Regions from separate parts of the Homo sapiens genome. Here region 1 is linked to region 2. The links are chromatin contacts, found by Hi-C or POLR2A ChIA-PET in ENCODE. All regions are on one chromosome and are shown on one strand. Each heading gives the region's core, a stretch centred on a gene start or an enhancer-like site at or near the end of the contact. The rest is flanking DNA. Distances are from core to core; before and after follow the strand shown. Region 1 overlaps LOC105369896 (a long non-coding RNA gene). Region 2 has its middle 96 kb from the start of LINC02404.

What was found. A loop is a pair of places that touch in the nucleus more often than their neighbours do. ChIA-PET counts read pairs that join two places held with the same protein, here RNA polymerase II (POLR2A). Pooled maps may share reads with other maps.
Region 1: a loop to region 2 is called in a map of PC-3, with 6 times the contacts of the local background. The contact joins two enhancer-like sites. A Hi-C loop is called at or near these places in 4 of 168 maps with a recorded cell type or tissue (A673, GM12878, PC-3 and 1 more) and 10 of 50 pooled maps. POLR2A ChIA-PET finds 5 or more read pairs at or near these places in 5 of 52 experiments (A673, MCF 10A, PC-3 and 2 more).

Annotation. Positions count from the first base shown.
Region 1 is chr12:91,577,827-91,585,558 of GRCh38, forward strand. All of the region lies in intron 1 of LOC105369896 (a long non-coding RNA gene), which reads right to left. Among named protein-coding and RNA genes, the nearest start is that of LINC02823, 250 kb to the left of the region's middle. Within about 2 kb of position 1,370, at least 3 of the 41 ENCODE cell types and tissues checked have a DNase peak (open chromatin) inside an H3K27ac peak, as active enhancers do; they include PC-3, where a contact is called at or near this core.
Region 2 is chr12:91,775,824-91,783,629 of GRCh38, forward strand. No RefSeq gene overlaps it. Among named protein-coding and RNA genes, the nearest start is that of LINC02404, 96 kb to the right of the region's middle. RefSeq lists an enhancer at 2,501-3,700. Within about 2 kb of position 3,293, at least 14 of the 41 ENCODE cell types and tissues checked have a DNase peak (open chromatin) inside an H3K27ac peak, as active enhancers do; they include PC-3, where a contact is called at or near this core.

The DNA of each region.
Region 1 (7,732 bases), core at 120-2,619, 200 kb before region 2:
CGAGGGTTAAGATATTGATTTTGTTGTTTAAAAAAACAAAAACAAAACAAAGCAAAACAAAACAAAAATGACCTCCTTAAGATACTGACACCTAGGTTTAAAGGAAAAAAGTGCTGCAAACTTAGAGCTACTTAAGATAATGGCTTCTAGAACTGAGTTAAGTTGAATACAAATGAAGTCAAGGAACAGTTCTCAGGATCGTGCTGTATTTAAATTAGACCTACTGGCATATTTAATGTTTGAATTGTAATACGCACTGATATCCTCTAGAGGGAGAATGAAACAAGAATAGGCAAATTATTTATTTTAAAAAGTGGGTGAATTTGAATAATCCTGAAAATTGTCCCGTAACAGAAAGAAGTCATTTAACCAAATCTGTCATAAACAAACCACAGACTGGTTAATTTTATTGTGGTATATTTTCTAAGTAGCTGAATTAGCTTCTATAATAAAGACCCTATTTTTAGTTTTCTATTAATTTTGAATTAGAAAAAAAAGCTACATGCACACACCCACAAAATTTCACCCACTTTACTACTTATAAATTGCAAAAACGTCTATATTATAGCGTAGATAATGACCTGCTTAAAACACTTTCTAAAAACTGTGCATTTCATTCTTAGTATTCATAAAATAAACACAATGCCCATCTACCCAAATATAATGTGACACAGCCTAAGAAAAGGAGGCATTCTGCAAAGCAAATTACCAAAGGCTACATAAAATACTTCATAAGGTTAAATATCAGAATAATTATTCCTCTTCCCGTCACAATTTTCTTAGGATGGTCAATGTTCTGCTAAAATCATCCAATCTTTTAACGTTTGGAGACCCAGAGAAAAAGCACCAAAATAAGTGTTTATGTGCATTGTACAAGAACTGAAATCCAGGTAGCTTCACTGTTATTACAGAATCTGAAGAAATAAACATCCCACAGAGATGAGATCACTATCTCCAGAAATAAAGGTTTCCAAAAGAAAAACAATTGTGAAAGGAAATTATCCTCTTTACTAACAATATGGTGATCAGCCATTCCCGCTTTCTCCTGATGATGAGGTGATGTCACCGGTCAGAAGCACTGGCCTATTTTCTGTACTGCCTATGGTGGGTTGGATTGGATGAAAATAAACATCTTACATAACAGGCCGGCTGTGCTCTCTGTCTTTTTTTTTTTTTTTTTCCAAAGAGATTTTCCCAGCATGAATTCAGTGTGTACAATTAACATTGGCCAAATTTCAGCTGAAAAATCTGTTAGGTTTATAAGCAGATTCACAAATACAGCTTATGTATGCTGCCTCCCATTCCTCTACTAGCCTAGCTCCTTTTTACGCACACACACACACACACACACACACACACACACAGGCACACACACAACACCACCACCATCACCACTGACATCACCTCACCCCCACCACCTCCACCCCTCCTGTAATCAAAACAGCTTTCTACCAACAGAAAAGGGACAACAGGCAAGTTAAAATTGAAATTGGTCTTTGAACAGCAGAAACAAAATAGAAGATTGCAGATTAGAGCCATTGTCTTGTCCCAGTAATATAAACCAGACCCCCCTCAGTGCTTATTTTCTCAGAATTGAAGAAGATAAATCAAAGATTATGAGCCTAACCAAAAAGAGGCATCCTTATGCTAGTGGCTTTTACAGTCATAAAAAGAGCAAAGCCAGAAGTGAGTATTTTCAATTGTCATTTGTAATAATTAGTAAAAATACTGCAGTTTTCTGTCATAAATCCTGTTGTACGTGGAGGGATTTATTAATCTTTAAGCTTTGGTATTTATTGTAGACGCTACTTATACAGAGGAAACATAAAACTAAAGGACTCAGCTTGATTTTCCTAATTCCTGAAGGTAGAATAAAATCAGAGATGCCAAAGATCTGAAAGAAACATGTGCTTGAACAGCCTGGATAGAAGCTCATTTAAAATCAGCAATATAATTCACAGTGGGGTTTGGATGGAATACTTTAACTGACCTAGTGGTCTTAGTTTCAGAGAAAATCCGTCATACAGTCTAAACTTAGTAAATATCTGAATATCTATCATATGCCTAACAAATGGCAAATATTGATTAACTTAAATATTATAGAGTTGAACTTAGATGATGAGATAATTCTTTGCATTGTTAAGCAATAAAAAACATTACTAATTTGTAGGCCAAGACAGAAAAATGATTCAGAGTGAATGCAAAGGAGATGATGAATTAAGATGATCTGATCCTTCCTGTCATAAAAAATAATCACCATTTTTCTAACCCAAATAAGAGCCACACTGAAAAGGGCTGAAATGCAGCTCTCTTTTACTTGGTGCATATACTTAATGTCAAGTCAAGAAAGCCAGTCCTGTACCTGTATATGCCTTACTGTGTATCCATTTACAGTTGCTGATCTATGTTTACAGGCTACTCTATCTCTTAGAATGTGCTTCAGTATGTTATATATGTACTTAATATATACCAGTAATACCCATTTGTTTGAAGATAGAATATGCATGTGAAGAATTAGCTGTAATATTTTGGAAATATAATTAAATTTGCATTCTAAATACTTGCATTTAAATCTCAGCTTTGATTGTTACTGACAGTAAAACCTTAGACAATTAATTGTGCTTCTCTAATCTTCAGCTCCCTCATCTGTAATGTGAAGACAATTATGTTTTTAAGAGATGTTGGGAGGAAAGAAAGAAAACACGTACAATGGATCCAACACAGTGCACAGCAAATAGTTGAATATCCATGTATGTGTGTATATGTATGTGTATATATACATAACTTTGAATGATCAAAGCAATATATATTCATTGAGTAATTTTGCAAGGAAGCAATATTGAATTATTTAACATTTAACAATAAAGGAAAAATATAGCTTTTTAATTTCTTAGAACAATTACTTATTTACTTGACTTAAAGGATGATAATGACCCATAATTTTTGTATATGTATAGTTATTTGCATTGAATGGGTAGTATTCAAATTAATTTTCAATTGTTGAATCAAACAAATATGTTTGAATGCTTATTTTATGTTTAATAACAGAAGAGGGGAAAGAATTATTTCAGCAGTTTATTGTCTTCCAGGAGATTTCAAAGTTTTGGGAGAGATGATACATTAAAGAAACACTTATAAGACACTTAGTAATTATCTTATTATATCAGATGTAAGTGTTCTAGGAGGCAAAAAGAAATGTTGGTAAATTAAGAACAGTTACTGCTTTTATGTGCATTTATAAAATGGCAAAAATCTGTTTATTTTATGAAAGAAAATTCTTTATGAATATCTAATATGAAATTATGATCTCTTGAAATATCTTCTATACATTTAGGAGAATAATGTTTCTTGAAGTAAGTATTTTTTGACAGTGCTAAAAAACTCAAATCTCAGTAGGTTTACAGTTGAAAATAATTTAAAAGAAACAGCAAAAAAGATGAACATCTTCAGAGAAATATACTTGTAACAAGTTAATATCTTTAAAAACTACATATACAAAATAGTAATGTATAGAACATATTTTCAAGTTATAGTTCTGTGAGAAAATTAAAAATGTGGAATCACGGTCCTTTTTTTACAAGCTTTGAATTACCATTTTTAAAACTGGTGGTGAAAGCTGATTGATTTTACTAGAGTTTTAGTTTGCTATTTTTGAGAAAATTCTGACTGAAGGAAATATAGGTTTTATATACTCTGGACAAGAAGGAAGAAACCCAGCTTTTTCTTTGTGTAGAATCTCAAGTCCAGATGCTGTTTTTTTTCTTCATGAAAATTCATAGTGTATCTATTATAGCTTCCTAATTAAAGTCACACATGTATGAATAATGTTTTGAAAATCAGTCACTATCCACTTTACATATGTTAACATATATTATGTTTTAGAGTCATTTTTTGCCAAAGAGCTCAGGGTGCTACATAACTTACATGAAGTAGCAGTACTACTAATGTTTTGCTCATTGATTAGCTTCAGGAATTTTATAATGATGAAAAGTGAAAAAGCTAGAGTTTAATATTTTCTAAAACCCAATTAAATTCTGTGACTATAAAAGTGTTGTTTCATTTTCTTATGCTTCCAAAAAGCTGTACCTTTTAATTAATTCAACAAATATAATTTTTAAATATCTAGTTAATGCCAGTCACTCTTGAAAACATCTGGACTATATCTGTGAAGAAAGCTGACAAAAACGGCCGAGCGCAGTGGCTCACTCCTATAATACAGGCACTTTGGGAGGCCGAGGCAGACAGATCACCTGAGGTCAAGAGTTCAAGACCCGTCTGGCCAACATGGCGAAACCCCGTCTCTACTAAAAATACAAAAATTAACTGGGGGTGGTGGTGAGTGCCTGTAATCCCAGTTACTCAGGAGGCTGAGGCTGAGGCAGGAGAATCGCTTGAACTCGGGAGGTGGAGGTTGCAGTGAGCCGAGACTGGCCACTGCACTCCAGCCTGGGTGACAGAGCTAGACTCTGTCTCAAAAAAAAAAAAAAAAGAAAAAAGAAAAAAGAAAAGAAAGAAAGCTGACAAAAATATTTCTACTCTAGCTTCCATCCTGGATCAATGGTAAGTTAGAAATACAACAAATAAGTTAATTGTATAACATATTCGAAATTGTATAACATATTCGAAATTGTATAACATATGTAACAAAACTGCACATTCTACACATGTATCCCAGAACTTAAAGTATAATAAAAAAAAAAAGAAAAGAAAAGAAAAGAAAGAATTGTGGTGAAGAGCCGTAGAATAGGGTGAATGGTTGGAGAAGGAAGTGTTATTTTAAATGAAATCTTCAGGGTTCGCCTGATTGAGAAATTAACATTTGAACAAAGATGTAAAGGAAGTGAGAGAGGTGAGATTTGAATGTTTTACTGCTATTAAACAGCGCGGTATCAATTATCAGGAGTCTGGCTCAGTCACTAACTGAAATTGGTGATTCTGGCCAAGTATTTTACTTCTTTACCTGTAAAACAAACACAATAAAAATATCTACTCAAGATTGAGGAGAGGGAATATAAGACCATTTATTGCACAAATACATTGCTCATTGCCAATGGGGGCTAGGCACGCAAAATGAACAGTACACAATCTCGTCCCTTCAGGAACTCATGTTCATTTCAATAATGATTACACGCCAGCAATGAACAATGACAGTGTATTGCAAGGCTTTTTGGAGACTGTCATGTATTTTGCAATTGAATGGATATTGGAATGCAAAATTGCCTTTCTGATTTGTCCTTCTCTTAGAGCTGTGTATCACTGAATCTGACTGACTGGATCTTCTTAAAGCTTCTCATTGGCTGTCTCTCTCTTTCTGTAGCTTCTCCTACCTCTCAGTCACTCATTCTCTATTTAATTCACTGACTCTTCTTATTCTTTCAGATCCTTTATAAATAATATACCTTAAGAATTCTTTCTCAGTCCTCTTTGTATTTATTTGTGCATGCTCTCTGTGGATAATTGAAATGTTATTGATTTTAAATATCAGCTCTAAAGACACAGCTACCTCTCCATCTTACCCAAATTCTTAATTGAGATGTAAGACAAGTCTGCAGATAGAGAATAAAATAACTTTTATATTGCTACAGTTAAGAAGGAGGACTCAGCTTTATATGGGGAGCAAATGAGTCAGCTAAATGGCCCTCGCAATTCCCTGCCCACTTACCACAGTTGGGGACCATGTCAAGTCTCTCCATTTTGAGTATCCTCCTGGGACCCCAGCAGGTAGTGTCAATTTGATCTGTAGCCTCTGTACCAACAGCAAAAATTTTGCTCTGTATTCCTTTGTCCATCCCAAATTATGTTCAGCCATGTTGTGCAACCTAGCATGTTGGGGATTCTCCAGTAAAATTAAAGAACCACGTTAGGATACCCATATGATAAAAAAAAAATAAAGATTATCTAGTAAAAAATTTAACCCCAATAGATAATCAAAATGTGAATATAAGCTCCCTGACATTATAAAATTACCAGAGAGAGGCTGAAGATTCAATAAAATTTCAATTTCAATAGAATTAAAATCAAAATCAAATTCCACATGAATTAAAAGTTCACAGAAAAGAGTCAAAAATTCATCTCTGTATGACCTACTATTCATGGTTGTGGTTGGAGATGTTCTCGATGCCTGGGTAGATTTCAGGCTCCTTTAGAAGTTCAAGCCTAGGGTGGCATGGATATGGTTCTTTCATATATCAGAATTTTATGCCTCATTTTTTAATGTAGAGATTATTTATTATTTATGTTTCCACTGAGGAGTGATTTACAAATAGTGTCATGTGCAGATGTTAAGTGTACAATTCAAGCAGTTTTGACAAATATATACACCCACACTTGCATTAAGTAGTAGAATGTTTCTGTCACTCCAGAAAATTCCCTTGAGCCACTTGCCAAGAAATTCCTGTCCATCAAGAAGGGGCCATTGTTCTGATTTCTCTTACCAAAGATCAATTTTGCCTGATCCAGAAATATGTATACACAGAATCATAAAGTGTGTACTCTGAGGTGTCTTCTTTCACTCAGCATATTTTTTGAAATTCATTTATGTTGTTATATGTATTGATAGTTCATTCCTTTTTATTACAGAGTGATATTCTACTGCATAAATATACCACAGTGTAATGGTTTTTTTAAATTAATTCTCCTGTTGATGGATGTCTGAGCTGATTCCAGCTTCTTGGAGTTTATGATATGTACATAATGTACTTTTGATCTAAATACTTTCTGTTGGTATAGAGCCTATATATATATATATATATATATATATATATATATATATACACACACCCACACTTGCATACATATATATATGGCAGTGTTGTACAAGGATTCTAGTGAGTAAATTTTCATTTTTCTTGGATGAATACTTAGGAGTAGAATTCCTGAGTAATATGGTAGAAACATATTTAATTTTACAATAAACTATCAAATAGATGTATAATTTTATACTCCTATGGTAATACTGAGAGTTTTGGTTATTAATTGTCTTTTTAATTTTATCCACTTGTAGGTGTGTAGCAGTATCTTATTGTGAGTTTAATATTTTTACCTCACAGTAATGGCGTCCAAACTTCCAAGATTATTACAGCACTGGCCTCAAGTCAGTTAGTTTTTTTCAGACAGTACAGTCCCCAGCTCCTAGAATAGCTTTTCTCTTATGTAAAATTAGAAATTCAGTACTCAATGATATATTAAAGAAATAGCAAATCTCTTTCACATTATTTGAGTGAAGGAAAGCGTGGAAGGGGACATTCTGCTTGTTTCTAGTGTCATTAGGATGTCAGTCTAATCGATCCATTATCTATAACCAATGGACTTAATCTCAACTGATAGAAACCTACCAGCAAGATGATAAATTAAATCCTAAGCATTTACTCTTCAGGGGGAAGCAAGATCTACTATGTTTGATACTTCTGAATTTTCTCCTTAGTTCCACCATCTTCCCCAGGTGGCTTTCAAGGTCACCTTGTTCAGCTGACTAAGCTGATGGAGAGGACTAAAGCAGAGAGGAAGGTACCAGGAAGGTTTATATGAGGCAGGGCTGAAAATGGTACACCACCATTACCACTCAAATTCCATCAGCGAAAACTCAATCATATGGACCCAGCTAACTGCAAGAGAGACTGGAAATGGGATCTAGATGCAACCTGTAAGAAGAGAAAACAGGTCAAAACTAGCTAGTAGTCTCTGCACACCTCATTCTAGCCTGCAGTGCCAAGCCTTATGGTGACTGTAATAG
Region 2 (7,806 bases), core at 2,043-4,542:
GTGTCTAACAGAATGCATTGAGCACAAATTCTGGTGTTGGCTTAGTAAAAAGATTGTGACTTTGACTTCAGAGAGAGGCAAGTTCAGTTCTTGCCCGAACCACAAAAACAGCTTCCTAACCTTGGAGCTTGGCTCTTATAATCTCAGATCCTCTCTTTTCTTATCCCTAAAGTAACGATGATAATACCTCCTTCTAGGATTAGAAAAAAATAATAAAGTTTTATACATAATAAGCACATAATAAAGTTATTGTAATGAATTTAGTTTCTAGAGGTTATTATTATACATTTAAAATAAGAATGTACTTAATGTGGATTCAGATGCCACAGAAAAATAAAATCTGAGTTCACATGTAGCTGAATGCTTGGGTCACTAGAAACACTAATCATAGAGCAAGGTTCCCCACTATTGCTAAAGCAGTGGATCATCAACCACATTACAAGTTAGAAGAAGGGCATTACCCTCCCCTGCTTGCTCTTCCTTAATGTCAAAAAACAATAAATACATAGAAGAGACTGACATCCATTATCCTCTGGCCAAAAGAATCAAGCCTTCCCTGCCTTTTCCTGCTTTTCTAGTTTCCTTCAAATTTCCCTCCAAACTGATCTTAAAATTGCAACCAACCCTGCTCTCTGGCTCTTATCGCTTCCAGTCTAATATGCAATTTACTTTTCCTTTTGGTATTTATTTTCTGTGTTCTCCTCACAAACATGTAAGTTCCACAAGAATACAGATTTTTATTCACTGATGTATTTCAAATACCTAAAACAGTGCCTAGTATTGAGTAATATTTATTGAATATAGAAATAAAGTTTTAGTATTGTTTTGCAAAGATTCTATTTTGAAAAAAAACAGCACAAAATAGTATTTTTGGGCTGAATTCATAAAAATTATTGAAGACATTTTAATTAATGATAAATTAGCAGTTTAAATACAGTAAACTAAAACAAAGCAAGCCTATCTTTTTCATTGTTTTGAGCTCTTGATTTTGTTTTTACCTAAAACTGCTTGTTTTAGTTGAATCATGCTCTGTTTTCCTTTGGTCGTTCAGCAGTGATGTTTTCTGCACACAGGTCTTCAAATAGCTATGAAGAACTTGGTTGTGTGTTTGACTATCTTTTTTCAATTAAATTTCCTCAAGAACACAGTCTTTCATACATGTCCTGCTCAGGGAATAAACTTGAAGTTCTGCAGCCTTTTTTTTTTTTTTTTTTGAGACAGGGTCTTACTCTTTTCCCCAGGGTGGAGTGCAGTGGCGTGATCTTGGCTCACTGCAGCCTCAAACTCCTGGGCTCAAGCAATCCTCCCATCTCAGCCTCCCAAGTAGCTGGGACTACAGTCATGTGCTGCCATGCCTGGCTAATTTTTTTTTTTTTTTTTTGTAGAGATGGAGGGGTCTCACTCTGCTGTGTAGGCTGGTCCCAAACTCCTGGGCTCAGGTGATCCTCCCACCTCAGCCCTCTAGTAGCTGGGACTGCTTGTGGGAGCCACCATGCCCAGCTAATTTTTGTATTTTTTGTAGAGATAGGGTTTCATCATGTTGCCCAGATTGGTCTTGAACTCCTGGGTTCAAACAATCCTCCCACCTCTGCCTCCCAAAGTGCTGGGATTACAGGTGTGAGTCACCATGCCCAGCCGAGTTCTATAACCTTGAGGACTGTAAATACCTATAATATTTGGCCTTCATCACACAATGGTGTATTTTAAAGAATGAAACATTTAGGGTCTCTGCATAGCTTCACAGCGATGACCTACACCAGGGTTTCTCAAAGTAATGTCCAGTAGTTCCCCTTATCCAGTAGCCTTGATTTTACTTTCCAAGACTTCAGTTACCTGTAATTAATCACGGTCCAAAAATATTAAATGGAAAATCCAGGAGTAAACAAGTCGTATGTTTTAAATTGCGTGCCATTCTAAGGAGCTGATAAAATCTCCCAACGTCCCCACTCCAACTTGCTCAGGACATGAATCATCCCTTGTCCAGGTATCCATCTTGTACTCACCACATGCCTATTAGTCACTAGTCACTGTCTTGGTGATCAGATTGACTGTTGAAGTATCTCAGTGCTTATGTTCAAGTAACTCTTATTTTACTTTTATTACAATAGATCAATTTTATTACTAGTTAATGCTGTTGATCTCTCACTGTGCCTAATTTATAAATTCAATTTTATCGTAGATAGGTAGGAAAAAAGTAGTATATATAGAATTTGGTACTATTCAAGGTTTCAGGCATCCGCTGGAGGTCTTGAAACATACCTTCTAAGGACAGGGGGAATAATGTATATGCAAATCACACGGGAATATTTTAAAATGTACTTTGTGAATAGGGAGAACTGGGGTGCAGCCCTACATACTGCATTTATAATCAGTTCCCACTTAATGCTGATGTTATTGTTTCAAAAAACACCTTTTGAGTAGCAAAAGCCCAGATGACAATTTCTTATTTGCATTAGCCTATTTCCTCCTCAGTTGAATTTCAATTTGATTTCTCAAAGGGCAAAAGGGGAAGAACTTATACACATATGTTTCATAGTTTAAAACCTAAGTCTGGTCACATTTTTACTCAATGATATTAAGTATAGATTTCAAGTTTGCATACAGTAGCATTTACTATAAAATAGGAGAATGTTACTTTTTAGGAATAATCTAAGGACAGGTGTAGATGTTATTTTTTAATGAGGTTCAAATTTAGCACTGTAATGAACCTCACTGAAAAAGTAAAGCAGGAAATGGCAGATTTGTTTTGATAGAAACCAAGAATTTTAAGTGTGTGTTGGCTTTACACTGTCTTTGAAACTGTGCTATGAAAACACAGGATCCAGGAAATGAGCCCAGCCAAGTGATTCCACTCTCTAAAGATGTCAAAGTCGGTTCTCTGCAATATCCAAATGTTCCTCTTTTGGAAGTGAAATGAGGAAAGGCCTATATAATTTCTAGCTGAGTAAACGAAGAGTGCTTTATTCTCTTATAAATCAGTTACAGTCCCTTAAATAAAAGCATGCTTCCTCCTGAAAGCAGCTGAAAGTTTCATCTCTTTAGAAGAGGCTTTGTTTTCTCTGAAAATGGGCAGGGGGACTAATTAAATTAATTTTTCTTTGTTCCTTTAAGAAAAATAAACTTAAAGAAACGGAGTATCTGGGTGTGTATGTGGAAGAAAGTGACTAGCTCTGATGACCAGGCACGTCACAGTTTCTTGTTTTGACTCAAGAATGATAAAACAGTAATGGCTTTGACCCATTGCCCTGCTGATGTGCTGATATGAGTTTGCCATTGGTCACTGGAAGATCAAGGTCTGCCTTTCTGCTGACCAAGCATTCTCCTAACTATTAGTCACTGTCTTCACTTAGAGCTCTCTTTCATGACTCAGTGCAGCTCTCACATTTGGGCTGGGCAAAACGGAAGTTCTTACTTAATTCAACCTGCTGCAATAAAAATTGAAACAAACACGTCGCATTCTCCTTTTTCTTAAAAATTTTGGTAACATCACTGTGACTAGAGCAGTTAGAGAAACTCTAAAGCAGAAAATAAGAAAATCATTGCTTAATGTGGGATTTCGATGTGGCAGAGTGAGAGTTTTTACGGCTATACTGACACAGAAGCATTTGCCTTTGAAAATGGGTAAACTGAGCTTAACATTTTCATGAGGCAAATTAGATGTAATATCTCAATATCTCATAATTTTCCTCTCAGAGAACATCTGTTTTCTGAAGGAAAGCTGGCAAACCGTGTTGCAATTAGAAGCTGAGACCATTTATAGTGAAGTGAACCTCAGATTACTGAGGTTGACACTCTAAAGCAGGGATTCTTTACCTAGGAATCATGCCTATATTATTACACTCTGAAATCATGTAGGACACTGGTGTAATTTACTAGGAGAGGGGACATTAATTTTCATCTTTGTCCAATGGTTCTGTGATTCTCCAAATAGGTGAATAACCATTTCACTAGTGTCTATCAGCATTTAAAACATTCATGACTTTGAGCTAAATATCCTGTTTCCAGGGATTAATCCTACACAAATATTTATCCTGGTGAACAAGATATTTTAAAATATTATGGCATGTTTATATTATGGAAAACTCTAGTAAGATTAAAAATAATAAAGCTCACTTGGGAAACTGTCTAAGATGTATTAACTTAAGAGTAATTTGTTCATCAGATAATCAATTAAGCATCAACAATGTCAGGCACTGTGTTTGCTACTAGGAATAAAAGTAAACAAATACTGACCTTTTTTATTTTTATGATACTTGAAGTCTACAAGAGATCAATATGTATTTATAATATGTAAATAAAAATATGGGTTAGTGATTGCTTGCAGGTGTTTATTTACATATACTTATCAAAACTCTGGAAGCATATATATCAAGAAGTAAGATTTTAAAATCTGAGACTTGAAAAGGAGATGAGGAGAGATTTTTAGTTTTTTCTTCTATTTTGTTTGATTTTATTAAATACAATATATTACTTTTGTAATACCTCAATGCTTATTTTAACCATTTATTAAAACTCTGGGCTGAGGTAGGGAAATGTACAACATTAAACTGAGTGTTGGCTCTGGTTGTTGCAGTCTTCACAGTAAAAAAACAACACATAAGTTTTGGGTTTTTTTTTTTTTTAATGAGTTTTTGACTGATCTTAAACAACCGGCTAAATTACGTTTTGTATTTAAGATAATTTTGTCCACTAGATCACTATTCTGTTCTTGTACACACAAACCCTCTGGTCTTCAAGAATGTGGCTGACATATCAGATAGTTTATGAATCCACAGTGTCATTTGGTGTGCAAAACACTGACCTTAACCCTTAAAGAATAATCAATTATTGGGGTTAAATCTGCAAGTGTTTTATTTAGTATCTAACCACCAACTATATGCCCTTGAAGAACTTTTCTGGTATTATTTTTTTACTCTCCAAAAGCTCAGGCCTTGATACTTGAGTATTATTTATGTCATATTTTACTTATGTAAGTCTTTGTGTGAAGGCCTCCAAAGATATCGTGCCTATTTTGTGATCTTGTTGTTTATAGACTCTTCTATGAAAGCAAAATATATGCATTTGGCTGAGTACATTTGGAGCCAAGGTAGGGGAGCTGGAATAGAAGAGTCCTTGAATGGTATTTGAGCATTATCTTTTTTAAAGAAAACATTTAAAAAGCACATTAAAAATTACTCTTGCATGTTACTTTAGACAGAGAGATCCCTAACATTCGTTGCTTTCTAATTTTCCTCTCCTTCTGGGGATACAATTGTGTCACACTTTCTAGCCACTTTGTAGTTTGATGGGGCCACATGCTGGTGATGGCCAATGGACTGTGTGTAAACAGATGTGCATTAATTCTGAACCAAACCCTGAACAGAGAAAATCCTTCCATCACACCTTCTCCCCTTCTCCCTTTCCTGGTGAATCTGAAAGCCACACTATAGCCAGAACATGCAGCTATAAGGTGGAGCTGTCCAATAGCTCCTTTGTTAGCCTAGATCTCTGAGTGTAGGAGCTTCATGGATACTAGCCACCTTGGAGAGTGGCATGGATCATAAGCATAAGAAATAGGGCTGTGGTATGTTTGCAACGGAGACTTCAGTGCTGTTTTTTCCTGATGCGTAATCCAGCCTCTTCTGACTAACAGCCATGTCTGTGCCTCATGAAATTTCAGTTACTTTTAATTTAATTTTGTTTAAAATATAGCTTTTAAGAGTCTGATACATACTAGGCACTGTGTTTGGTGCCAGGAATACAAAGATAAAAAATCTCATATTGAATGGGCAAAAACTGGAAGCATTCCCTTTGAAAACCAGCACAAGACAAGGATGCCCTCTCTCACCACTCCTATTTAACATAGCATTGGAAGTTATGGCCAGGGCAATCAGGCAAGAGAAAGAAATAAAGGGTATTCACAGAGGAGGAGAGGAAGTCAAATTGTCTCTGTTTGCAGATGACATGATTGTATATTTAGAAAACCCCATCGTCTCAGCCCAAAATCTCCTTAAGCTGATAAGCAACTTCAGCAAAATCTCAGGATACAAAATCAATGTGCAAAAATCACCAGCATTCCTACATACCAATAACAGGCAAGCCGAGAGCCAAATCATGAATGAACTCCCATTCACAATTGCCACAAAAAGAATAAAATACCTAGGAATAGAGCTAACAAGGGAAGTGAAGGACCTCTTCAAGGAGAACTACAAACCACTGCTCAAAGAAATCAGAGATGATAAAAACAAATGACAAAACATTCCATGCTCCTGGATAGGAAGAATTAGTATCATGAAAATGGCCATAGTGCCTAAAGCAATTTATAGATTCAATGCTAATTCAATTAAACTACATTCTTTACAGAATTACATTGACATTCTTTACAGAATTAGAAAAAAAACTATTTTAAAATTCATATGGAACCAAAAAAGAGCCCATATGGCCAAAACAATCCTAAGCAAAAAGAACACAGCTGGAGGTATAACGCTACCAGACTTCAAACGATACTACAGGGATACAGTAACCAAAACAGCATGGTACTGGTACAAAAATAGACACATAGACCAATGGAAAAGAATAGAGAACTTAGAAATAAGACTGCACACCTACAAGCATCTTATCTTCAACAAACCTGACAAAAACAAGCAATGGGGAAAGGATTCCCTATTTAATACATGGTGCTGGGATAACTGGCTAACGATATGCAGAAAATTGAAACTGGACCCCTCCTTATACCATGTACAAAAATCAACTTAAGATGTATTAAAGACTTAAATGTAAACCCAAAACTATAAAAACCCTAGAACCTACACAATACCATTCAGGACACAGGCATGGGCATATATTTTATGATGAAGGTACCAAAAGCAATTGCAACAAAAGCAAAAATTGATAAATGGAATCTAATTAAACTAAAGAGCTTCTGCACAGCAAAAGAAACTATCATCAAAATGAATAGACAACCTATAGAATAGGAGAAAAATTTTGCAATCTATCCATCTGAAAAGATCTAATATCCAGAGTCTACAAAGAGCTTAAACAAATCAACAGGCAAAAAAAACAAAAACAACCCCATTATAGAGTGGGCAAATGACATGAACGCTTCTCAAAAGAAGATATACATGCAGCCAACAAACATGAAAAAAAGCTCAACATTACTGATCATTAGAGAAATTCAAGTCAAAACCATAAGTGAGATACCATCTCATGCCAGTTAAAATAGCTATTGTTAAAAAGACAAAAAAAGACAGATGTTCATGAGGTTGTGGAGAAGAACACTTTTCTACTGTTGGTGGGAGTGTAAATTAGTTCAACCATTGTGGAAGACAGTGTGGTGATTCCTCAAAGACATAGAGGCAGAAATATTGTTTGACCCAGCAATCCCATTACTGGGTATATACCCAAAGGAATACAAATCATTATACTATAAAGATACATGCATGCATATGTTCATTGAGCACTATTCACAATAGCAAAGGCATGGAATCCACCTAAATGCCCATCAGTGACAGGCTGGATAAAGAAACTGTGGTACATACACACCATGGAATACTATGTAGCCATAAAAAGGAACGAGACCATGCTCTTTGCAGGGACATTGATGGAGCTGGAAGCCATTATTCTCAGCAAACTAATGCAGGAACAGAAAACAAAAGACTGCATGTTCTCACGTATAATTGGGAGCTGAATGATGAGAACATATGGATGCATGATGGGGAACAACACACACTGGAGCCTGCTGGGGACGGGGGGAGGGAGAGCATCCAGAATAGGTTATGGATGCTGGGCTTAATACCTAGGTGATGAGATGATTTGTGTGGCAAACCA